Linked DNA regions of Homo sapiens: region 1 is linked to region 2. A link is an interaction called in ENCODE POLR2A ChIA-PET data of the cell type or tissue named here. Cell type or tissue: GM12878. All regions are shown on one strand.

Region 1 (5,000 bases), 73 kb before region 2:
TGAAAATATTTTTTTTCAAACTTTTCTGGTTAAGACCAGAGGATAGATACAAACTGTACCACTCTTTTGAAAAATCATTAGTACTACCTTATTATTTATTTATAAATCTGGTAGAGTAGAAGATACTTAAGGAAAATCTTGCATTCAAATACTCTGCCAGAGTTGTTTTTCCTGTTATTTAACAGCATAGAAAGGTTAACAAAGCAGAGCATTAGATAACATTTCTACATATTGGATTAATAGTCTTTTTACATAAAATAACAGACACAAAATGTCATACACTATTTTATGCATTTCCTAGTTTTCCTTCTGGCCTCCTTCAAAGAAATAATAAGTGGGCCTGTCCTCTTTTTTGGTTTATATTTGGTAGGAAAAACATGTACATCTTGTGCTATAAGGTGGTACAATAATGCGTATTGCTTTTCTCTATTGTTTTCTTTTCAAAAATGTAGTTTTTTTCGGCTTTTTTTTTTTTTTTTTTTGGGGGTAAAACGATTTTGGCCTAATTGGCCATCCAAGGATGTACTAGTATCAGGAGACATTAAAAACAGGACTTCAAGAATACAAACAATAGTGAAGGCATAGTTATCTTCATTTTTTTCCTATAGATAATTATGCAGGTGATGCTTTCTTCCTCTTTATTATGATGTCTTTTCTAGCACTGTTGTCCAAAATTAGATTCAGTATCTTCCCTCTCCTCCTGAAAATTTTCTTTCTGTCACTTTATGTCTGGCTATCACCACTTTCTACTGGGTGTTTTGAAAACCAGTGGCTGGTGAACCATCTGCAACAAAATCACCTGAGGCGCTTTGCTAACTAGAATGTAGATTCTGAGGTCCCATTTCAGGCCAACTGATTTGCAGTCACAGGTACCTGAATTGCTGCCCTCTTGTCTATTGTGCACATCCAGTCGGCCACCAAATCCTGTTGATTCTACTCTTGAAATGCCTCTTGAATCCACTCATCTTTATTTCCCCTGCTCTAGTTCAAGCCCTCATCTTTTACCTAGAATACAGCATTAGTTGCCTGTGGTATAGCCTCACTTTGTCTCCCTCGCTAGTTTGTAGTCCATGCTGTTATCTGTTCTGTCTAAAATATGTCCATCATCTCCTTGAAAATCTCTCATTACTCCTTGTGTCAACATGTTAAAGTCTAAATTTCTTAGAGTGACATTCGAGGTCTACTATAGTCTAGCCATAACTGAGTCTGCTGCATGTGGTTTATGCAGCCAGTGTACTCTACAGCTCTATAGGATGCCATTCCAATCATGGTCTTTATGTATGGTCTTCCCTAGAATTTTTGTAGTACAGCACAGTCATACATGCTGACCCTGACCATAGCTTATCATGGCACCCTCACCTCGCTATCATCTCTGCACACATGCTAGACTTGCATAAACAGAATACTCCCTTCACTAAAATGCACCATATTAATGACTTTTCAGGGCCTCTGCTCTTTCAGAATGAATGTACTTTGCCCACTCATTCTCTACTTGTTGAAACTCTTCTCATCTTTCGGGACTCTGTTTAAGTGTCAGATCCTCTGTGAAGCCTTCCACAATCCTTATTTTGATTGTTCCTTCTATTGAGCCTTTATCTTGTTTATACCTTTTACTTAACAGTTTTCTTCTTCTTTTTAGGTAGAACTGTGAATGAAATGCGTAAATCTCTAGTGAACCATTGGTTGAGGTCTACAAATGCTTATACCTGTGCTACACAGACCTCTGTGAAGATGTGCCCAGACCTTTTTTTTTTAAACATTTATAATTGACCTTTTGGCTAATTATTTTCATGTGTGTCTGCCTCACTCAATTATAAGCTCTAATTGGAGAAAAAGGCAAAGACCATGACTGTTTTTCACTTTCCCAGGGAGAAAAGGAGTGCCTATTGTGTGTTCAACACTGAACCAGTCTTGAACATTGTACCAATCAGGATACAGCTCAGTTCCTCCTTTAGAGACCCACAAAACAGTGGTTAAACAAGGGTTGCCTGCATCACAGTGTTCTAGGTGGCTTGTCACTGTAACATTCCAACCAGCTGGGAAAAAAGGTGAAAGGGAAAACTTGTTATGGAAGTTACACCCATTTGCCAATGACTAGCACGTAGTCACATGACCACACCAGCTAAAAATCAGAAGTATTAGTACTATAAGAGAAGGAGAGAATAGATATTGAGGAACAAATAACATATCTTATATATATGGTCTCACTGAAGTTTTACTTAATTTTTACTGTATATATGGTCTCAATTTTTATTGTAACCCTACAACTATGTATGATGTGAAAAGTGATGTTCAGAGTTCAGTAAATGGCTAGGAAATTGCAGATCTGGGGTCTGAATTTAAAGGCTGTATTTTTTTTCAGTCTATTTAGTAAAGTGTTTAGGAGGGAATATATAAATGTTATTGAATAAACAAAAGTCACAGTAATTTTCACAGTATTACTTGTAATCACATATTTTTCATATCACATATTTTTACAGTATCATATCATCTCTTTACTTCCAGGACACTCTATATATAAAGTTTACTCCTTGCTTCTCACCATTGTGAAATGAAATGCCCTAGCAACTGGTTTGCAATCAAGGCTTAATTTGTAACATAAATTAAGACAAAGCAGCTACTGTTTTTAAATATATGATATCATTTATGAGGAAAAATAAGTCACCATATTTGCTGAGCAAAAGTTTTTATGTTGTGTATAGTTTGGTAATGTTATACAATTATAAAGTTAAAGGAGATTCTATTATCCAAACTCTTTGTCTTAATAACAAAGAAAATCAAGGCTGCAGAACTTGCCTTTTCTTTCATTTCCACCTCTACTTGCTTTCAGGCATCATGGGGAAAGCTTTAGCGTAATCCGTCATGTTTATAGTAACCATCATTGTTATGCTTAAGAATTGTCTCAGGTTTGCATGGTTGTCCTGATCAGGAAAATCAAACTGAGCAGTGCATAAGAAATGCATATAATCCTTGCCTGTTTTAGTAAAGAATTGATATTATTTAATATTAAAAACATCCTTATCACAGTGGGAAACCTGTTTGAAAAAGGATGACTGCCGTTTGATAATTAAATAAAAGGAATGGGTAAGATCATTCCCACCTATATCTCAACACTCTATTCAAATGCCACCTACCTCTCAAAGCCTTTCCTAAACTTCATAAATAGATTAACTTTCCTCTCCAAACTCTAGCCTTTTGGATATCTTAGGATGCTCATATACTATATGCTTCAAGTTACAGTTAATGGTACCTTCATGGGAGGAGATGCCATGTCTGATTCATTCTTACTGTATCAGTGGTACCCAGCACACTTCTGCTCATAGTTGGCACTAAATATTTTATCAAATAAGCATATTGACCATAACACCCTGGGAGAGCACTTTGCAGCTGACTCTAATGAACAATCCTTGAACCAAGAATTTTAAAGATTTAATCTAGTTCATAACACAGCTTTATAGCTATAGATAAGTCATTTAAGCCTTCTGAGCCTTATCAGTCAAAGAGGAATGTTAATATGTAATAGGAAATGAAGAATTGGTGAAAATACTTTGTGAAAGAAACATAACTTTAAGATAGTACTATATCTGAATCCCTTGCTGTTCCCCATATGGTGCCTTACACATCATAAGCCAGCAAATACCTTGTTCTGATTGAATGGTAATGGGATATATTTTATTAAAATCAAAGTTTTGCTAGGGCTGGGAAGCTTTACCAAAGGAAGAGAAAATTATCTTTCTTGCTCATGCTACCTCTCTTACTCCAGGACAGTTTCATTATTGAACCAAGGGATCAATGAAAGAGGAAGCAGGGATTTTCTTGGTGTTTCTTCATGGACAGGCACACCATGGGCAATCACTGGGCTGGAGAGGTGGGACAAGAACCGACTGCCCTCAGTTTTGCTTGTCTGAACCACTGGTCTGGGTAGGAAAAAAGGAATTACTGCTAGATTGACAACAGTGGGTAGATGAGAGTATCCAGGCTCCAGAAGAACTGCAGGGGACAAGATTGGGTTGGTGATTTGCATTGAGCTAGCCCTGCTACCTTCAGGGATTTCAGAATTTTTTTCTCATGTAATGGAAGGAAACCAGCAAACCAAATCCAGAAATAAAGCAAAACCCTAACTAGGAGAGTGTTTTCAAGGGAGAGATTGCTATAGCATCAGCCTCTTGGGTTTGGAGAATGAGCTTAACCATGAGATTTAGGTTTGAGCATGTTTACTATAAGTAAAAAGCATTTTCCTGGAGTCTGGCAAATATTGTGGAAGATGTACTGAAATGTAATTGAAATGTAGCTGCCTCTTAATTTTATACTTAACAAATGCCAAAAATAAATAAATAAACAAGTGACTTTAAAGTTCAGGGTGTTAATATTTGAAATCTGTCCAGTTTAATTAGCTGAGTCCCAGAGACTTTCCTTTTTCTCTGGTCAGTGTTGCTGATCTAACACCTAATTATCTTCTTGGTTGTGAAATAGGAATTAAAAGTATCATTTACTTATTTGTATCAACCTGGAACTTATTTCTTTAGCATACATTCTTATTTCAGGAAATAGGATGCATCCGTGTGGAATTTACTCAGTAGCTCCTCTCTCAGTGACATTTGTGTGATCTAATTCAAGGACCTGAAGGGATGGCTCCACATGATTTACTTGCATATGATGCAGCTGTTTTTAGTGCTGCATTTACATTTTTAAAAACAAGAATGCACCTTCTCGATAGAACAGACATGCATTTTTAACTCACAAACTCAAGAACTGTAGAAAAAGGAAGTTTCTTAGAAATTGGGTCCAAACACCTTTTTGTACTGAAGAAAAAGAAACTTTGGTCCCAAAAGATTTAGTGGCCCTTAACTAAGGGTCAGTCAGTAATAGAACAAAGCAAGGGACTAGATGGATTTCCAGTTCGAGGCTCTTATTTGTCTCAGATCTAAAGGTACAGGTGTGGTTTATATTGACAATTTTTCATGACATGCAGCTTTTTAAGGCAGTGATAGATAGCTTAG
Region 2 (5,000 bases):
CTTTCTTCCGTTCTCCTTCCGCAAGGAACGTCTTGGGGCTTCTCGAACATCTCTCAGCATTTACTGTACGCCCCCCTCCCCTCGCTTTTGCTGATAAAATGGTTGGTGTTGTGTTTAAAGTGTTTATAAAGTCTCCTCCGTGATAACGCGAGCGTTTAAGAGAGAGAATTCTAGGCACACCTCTTCCTCCCCTCCAGAGTGCCCCGGCGTCTTTCTAGCCTCCGCCTCCAGGCGGGTGAGGAGGTGACACCTGAGAATTCCTCCCTCTCACCCCTGACCCTGCCGGAAAGCGAAACTGAGATGCGGGCATTGGGCCCTGGGAAGCGTGGGGAAGGGGAAAGGAGAAAGCCAGGTGGGTTTTTAGGTCCCTTCCAGTGCCACACTGCGGGGCGTTGAGGGGCCGCTCGAGGCAGGCCCTTCCATGAGGCCTGGACTGGAGGCCTTCTCTAGCCGCCGGCGCTGGCCTGGGCCGCCTGCCGCCACGCAGGGGCCGCGCGCCTGGGCCCCAGGGCCCCTTTGCCGGCGGGAGGCCGGGGGGACCGACTGCTCTTGGCGCCCGGGGTCGGGGGAGGCCGGGAAACCTCGGCTCCCGGGCGACAGGCACCCAGGCCCTTCTCAGCCCCCCGGCCGCGGCCGCGCCGGGCCTCGCTTCAGCCGGGCGATTCTTCCCCTCATTTGTTGCATTGTTTGCATTAATATGAATATCTTGTTCTGTTTGTTTTGTCTCCTGAGAGCCAATAAAGCTGTGAGTTTTTTCATTACACCAAATGCAGCTCTACGGGCGATCAATCAATGGGTAGTCTTCGGATAATCTGTGAGAGTGAGAAATCTAATAAAGCTAGCGACTAAAAAAGGAAAACAAAATCTATTTTTCTCTTAGGTTAACTACGTCAGGATTAATGTGTTCCACTTCTGCTGCCTGAGGTGGGTTTAACTCTTGTTCTTTCCCCCCCACCCACCCCAACAAATTGATTTAAATGTCAAGATGGGAGGGGAAGAGGGCTGAGGAAAGAAAGAGAAAAGAAAAGGGATGTTTAGGAGCTTCTTAAATTTTCTGATGGTTGGCCGATTCTTTCAAGAAGAGGAAAGACAATACTTTCTAACGTCCCAGAAAATCAGAGAAATGGAGGATTCTAACAAAATGTAGTTTGGCAAAGAGGCCCTTCCTCAGTTTTCCGAACAGACAGGAAATGTAAATTGATAATGACGTAAATAAGTGATGATAATAAATCAAGTTATTATTAGTGCCCCCTGCCCCATCACTTGTTTGCTTTTGCTAGATGCTAAACTTAACTCCTCAAATGCATTTTTTGGAAGGCCCCTCAACCATCCTGAGCAATGCAGGAAATAAGAGAAAGATCATCTGCCTGGGCTGCTGCAGTTCTCCTCACAGCACAATGCAACCAAAATCATTTATAAACAGACAAAAATAACAATCTGAATTATCTAACATTAGCAGTTGAACTGAAGAGCCCAAGATTATGTGATGAATTGTTAAATTGCAGTAGCATTGTTTTGGATTGCTAATTAAAAAAAATAAGCAAACCCCATGACTCTAGATATGACAACTGAAAATACCCACAAATTATTTAATAAATGAAGTGTCTAACAACTTTAACACTTCCTGGTCGCCCTGTTAATAAATGTAATTTGAGGTAGATTTTTAAAATCTTCAATCTAAACAGTGAATTCATTACGCGCCATTCAGATCTCTAGATGCCTATGGACTTCTTGGAATTAGGTGTTAAATAGACAAAAGTGAACCAAACTGCCTTTAAAAGCACAGCATGACCATGTAATTCTTTTTCCAGTTTGTGGTAAAAAATGATGAAACTTCTTTCCAAGTAGCTATCACCCAGATTTAGTGTGAAAAGTAGTGTAATTGTAATTCACGCCATCAGGGTCTATCGCTGATAGACGATCAGCTGTTCTGTAGAGGGGAGAGGCTTTCTTTTCAAATAGGAAAGCTGCCAAGTGCTCTGCGATACCTCCAGCAAGCTTATCGGATTGAGTTCAGAGCCAAAACAGCAGCTGCACACATATGCAAATTGGCAATTAATAGTATAACATTCTGTAAAAAAAAAAAAATGTTTAAAAAAATTTTTAAAGAAAGTAGAAAGAAGCTACCTGAACATTAACCTTAACTGTAACTGGGACTTCTAAGATGAATGACTAAGGATTAATTACCCTCTGGAGAGGACTTGCTGTTTAATACCTTCTCTTACAGATCAAGTCTTTGTTGTCTTGCTGAGTTTTGTCTGTTTCATGGAACACAACAATACACTCTACAGGAAGAACTTTAACTAAAAAGCCCTTATATTTCGATTCCAGAAAATGGAGAAATTAAGTCCTTTCCATGGATCATTCCTTCTGTAAACAGAGATCACAAAGCAAGAGCTTCAGCATCCTCGTGAAAAAGACATTTTGTTCTGGGTGTCATCATCTCCTTCCACTACAGCTTGCAATTGGAACAAGCTTCACATCCTGGGGGTGCTGCCTATCTCTGTCTTGATTTCTGTCTGTCTATTCCTCCCATTGACAGGAATGTCGTTTGTATCCTCCACGCAGCAGTTTGCAGAAATCCAGCAAGGTTTATGGTTTATGTTGCCCAGCATGTATAAACACAACGCTCTCAAATGCTTTTTAAAAATCTATGAATTTGTTAGATGTCTTCACATCCTGGTCCTCCTACCCCAATTCTCAAACACAAAGTACTCTGTTGCCCTATTATAGTCCTGCGATAGTTCTGGCTAGGATTAGGTTGACGGTCTAAGCCCCAAGAAAGGCCTGGCATTTTCATAGCAGGCTTTCCCCAGTGCTTTGAGTCTTCCTCTCTCACTCCCTTTTTCTTTTTCCCTCGGAGGAGGGGGTGTTGGGGGTGGGAGGTGATTAGTAAATGTTTCAGGTAATCTGTGAATTCTTAATAGTCATATTTCCGTGGTGGAAGATCTCCCTATTTCTCTGATGTGACAGGTTACAGAAACCTTGGTGTTGGGGGTTTTACAGATATTTACAAGTTCTAGGAGTTTGAACTTTGGGTCAAGATGTTGATTCCTTTTAATGTGCGAGGGTGAAGGAGGTTTTATTTTGCTTTATTCTTTTGGATATTATGAGATGAGATTGTATCCAGTCTTGGCTGTAACCTATACCATAAATGCAGAGCTGCAACCATTATTTCTGTCTCTTTCTCCTTTTATCACCTACACTTCTAGAGATATTACTTTCAGTTTTATTGCAAATCATCTGTGTCTTTAGTTTAAACCATTATTTTTCATATACCCCAGGCACATTTCCCTTATAATGAGACAAATTTTAGATTATTAATGTTCCACCTAAAAGGATACTGTACACTTTTCATTGCCAATATGGGCTTTGAAGCTTAAATATCAACATTTTTATAGGAAATTTACCCATGTCAAATTTAAATATATTTGCTTATATTTCTTGGAAAAAAGATTTTGGATAACTATCAATTAAGCAGCCAATTCCATTTGGGGTGCAGAAAATTTTGAGCCCCTTGATAAGAAGGAACAAAATTTTTCCTCTAAATAACCAACTCTGGATCAGAAAAACTGAACTTTTCTAAATATTTATTATTAACAAAACTTTTTTTTGTCTGATTCCACTAGAAGCATTCTATGTTGTGAACACTATAAAGTTATCCTATGTTGTGAACACCATAAAGTTATGAGGGAAAAAATGTCAAATCTAAATTTTATTTAGAAGTAACATATTGTTTTTCTGGACTTGCAATCCAATTCGAATGCATCGTTAGACTTTTCTGTTTTCTTATGATTAAACAACAATGGCTTAAAATGATAGCAAGTCAACTGAAAAGTTGCTTTGGAATAAAACAAAAGTGGGAATGCCAACTTTCTTTTCTTCTCTATAACTTCATTAACATGGTTGTATAGACATTTGCATGTAAAATGTAGCTAACAAAAATTACACAGAAGTAAATTTAGTCCTCTAGTGCCTACCTCTATGGTGAAATCAGACCATTTGGCATAGTTTGAAGTCTTCCAAGAAGCCTGGTTTCCACCTGGAAAATAAATTACTAAATTTGAATGTGTTACTTATACTATGGTGAGTTGTCTATCTGTTACATTTTATTTTAGTGCATATACTAGAAATTGTATTTAGGGTGTTCTAAAATTGTCATCTGTCAAGGTAGAGAATTATAATAATATAATTATACTCAGAAAGCGTTCTGATTTTAGATTATTTTGGCACTGTTACAAATATGATGAATTTTAAAAAAATGCAGAATGTTTATTACAAATTCATATGTTTAATTGTCAAATTCTGAGATTAATTTAGATAAGCTATAACCAAAGTTTATTTTCTTTGCATTTATTGGTACATAGTTAATGCTTATACACAGGCTTCAGTGTAACACCTATACACTATTACAATATTTAGCTGTACTTATTTGCTTTATCTTTAAATGGTACTTTGTCCCAAAATTTTCTGAGTTTGATAAATTATTAAACATTTATCAAATCACTGTTGCATTCTCTATTCATCAATACATTCTGTTTTAAATCATAAACAGTTTGATTCTGAGTTATAAGAAATATTTTGAGTAATCAAAGATTCTATGTTGTATGACATAAAGCATAATAATGAGATTATTGATGAGATGTCATGATCAGTGAAGACCATACTCAGTGAATTTACCCAGATAAAACTATGTGTTATAATGCCGCAAGTGTACACAGAAGTAGGAGATAAAGATGTGCTATCATGGCTCAGTAAAAACTCCTCACCACAGCTAGTGACAAGAACAAACAATGTTTTGTTAAAATCTGTAGGTTTTTCTTCATCTCAAAGGATAGTGCATTAATCTCCTAAAGAAAGTAATTGTTCTCTCTGAAATGTACAGTAAGTTGAGTTAAACAACTAGAGCAAGTATGGTTATGGAATTTTATTTTCTCAAGCTCAGAAACTTTTAAATTTACTACAATATACCCAAATATGTCTAATTACTATACTACCCT

What was found. ChIA-PET counts read pairs that join two places held together with the same protein. Peaks named below come from ENCODE experiments on the same cell type or tissue, not always from the same donor. Only the 100,000 strongest peaks of a DNase experiment are listed, where the experiment ranks them.
Region 1: POLR2A ChIA-PET joins it to region 2 with 5 read pairs; 5 of 35 experiments call an interaction of 5 or more read pairs at or near these places.

What each region holds. Positions count from the first base shown.
Region 1 is chr2:161,171,893-161,176,892 of GRCh38, forward strand. All of the region lies in intron 1 of TANK (TRAF family member associated NFKB activator), which reads left to right. Among named protein-coding and RNA genes, the nearest start is that of TANK, 14 kb to the left of the region's middle. In GM12878, no CTCF peak of the experiment used is centred here; no DNase peak of the experiment used is centred here; H3K4me3 peaks cover 549 bases; H3K27ac peaks cover 1,155 bases.
Region 2 is chr2:161,244,544-161,249,543 of GRCh38, forward strand. PSMD14-DT (PSMD14 divergent transcript) reads right to left here. Exons shown (of 4, transcript NR_110593.1): 3 at 3,981-4,042. It overlaps LINC01806 (long intergenic non-protein coding RNA 1806), which reads left to right and starts at 196. Exons shown (of 2, transcript NR_110164.1): 1 at 196-352; 2 at 2,332-4,507. RefSeq lists enhancers at 1-44, 1-492 and a silencer at 475-584. In GM12878, no CTCF peak of the experiment used is centred here; a DNase peak (open chromatin) is centred at 148; H3K4me3 peaks cover 1,966 bases; H3K27ac peaks cover 1,334 bases.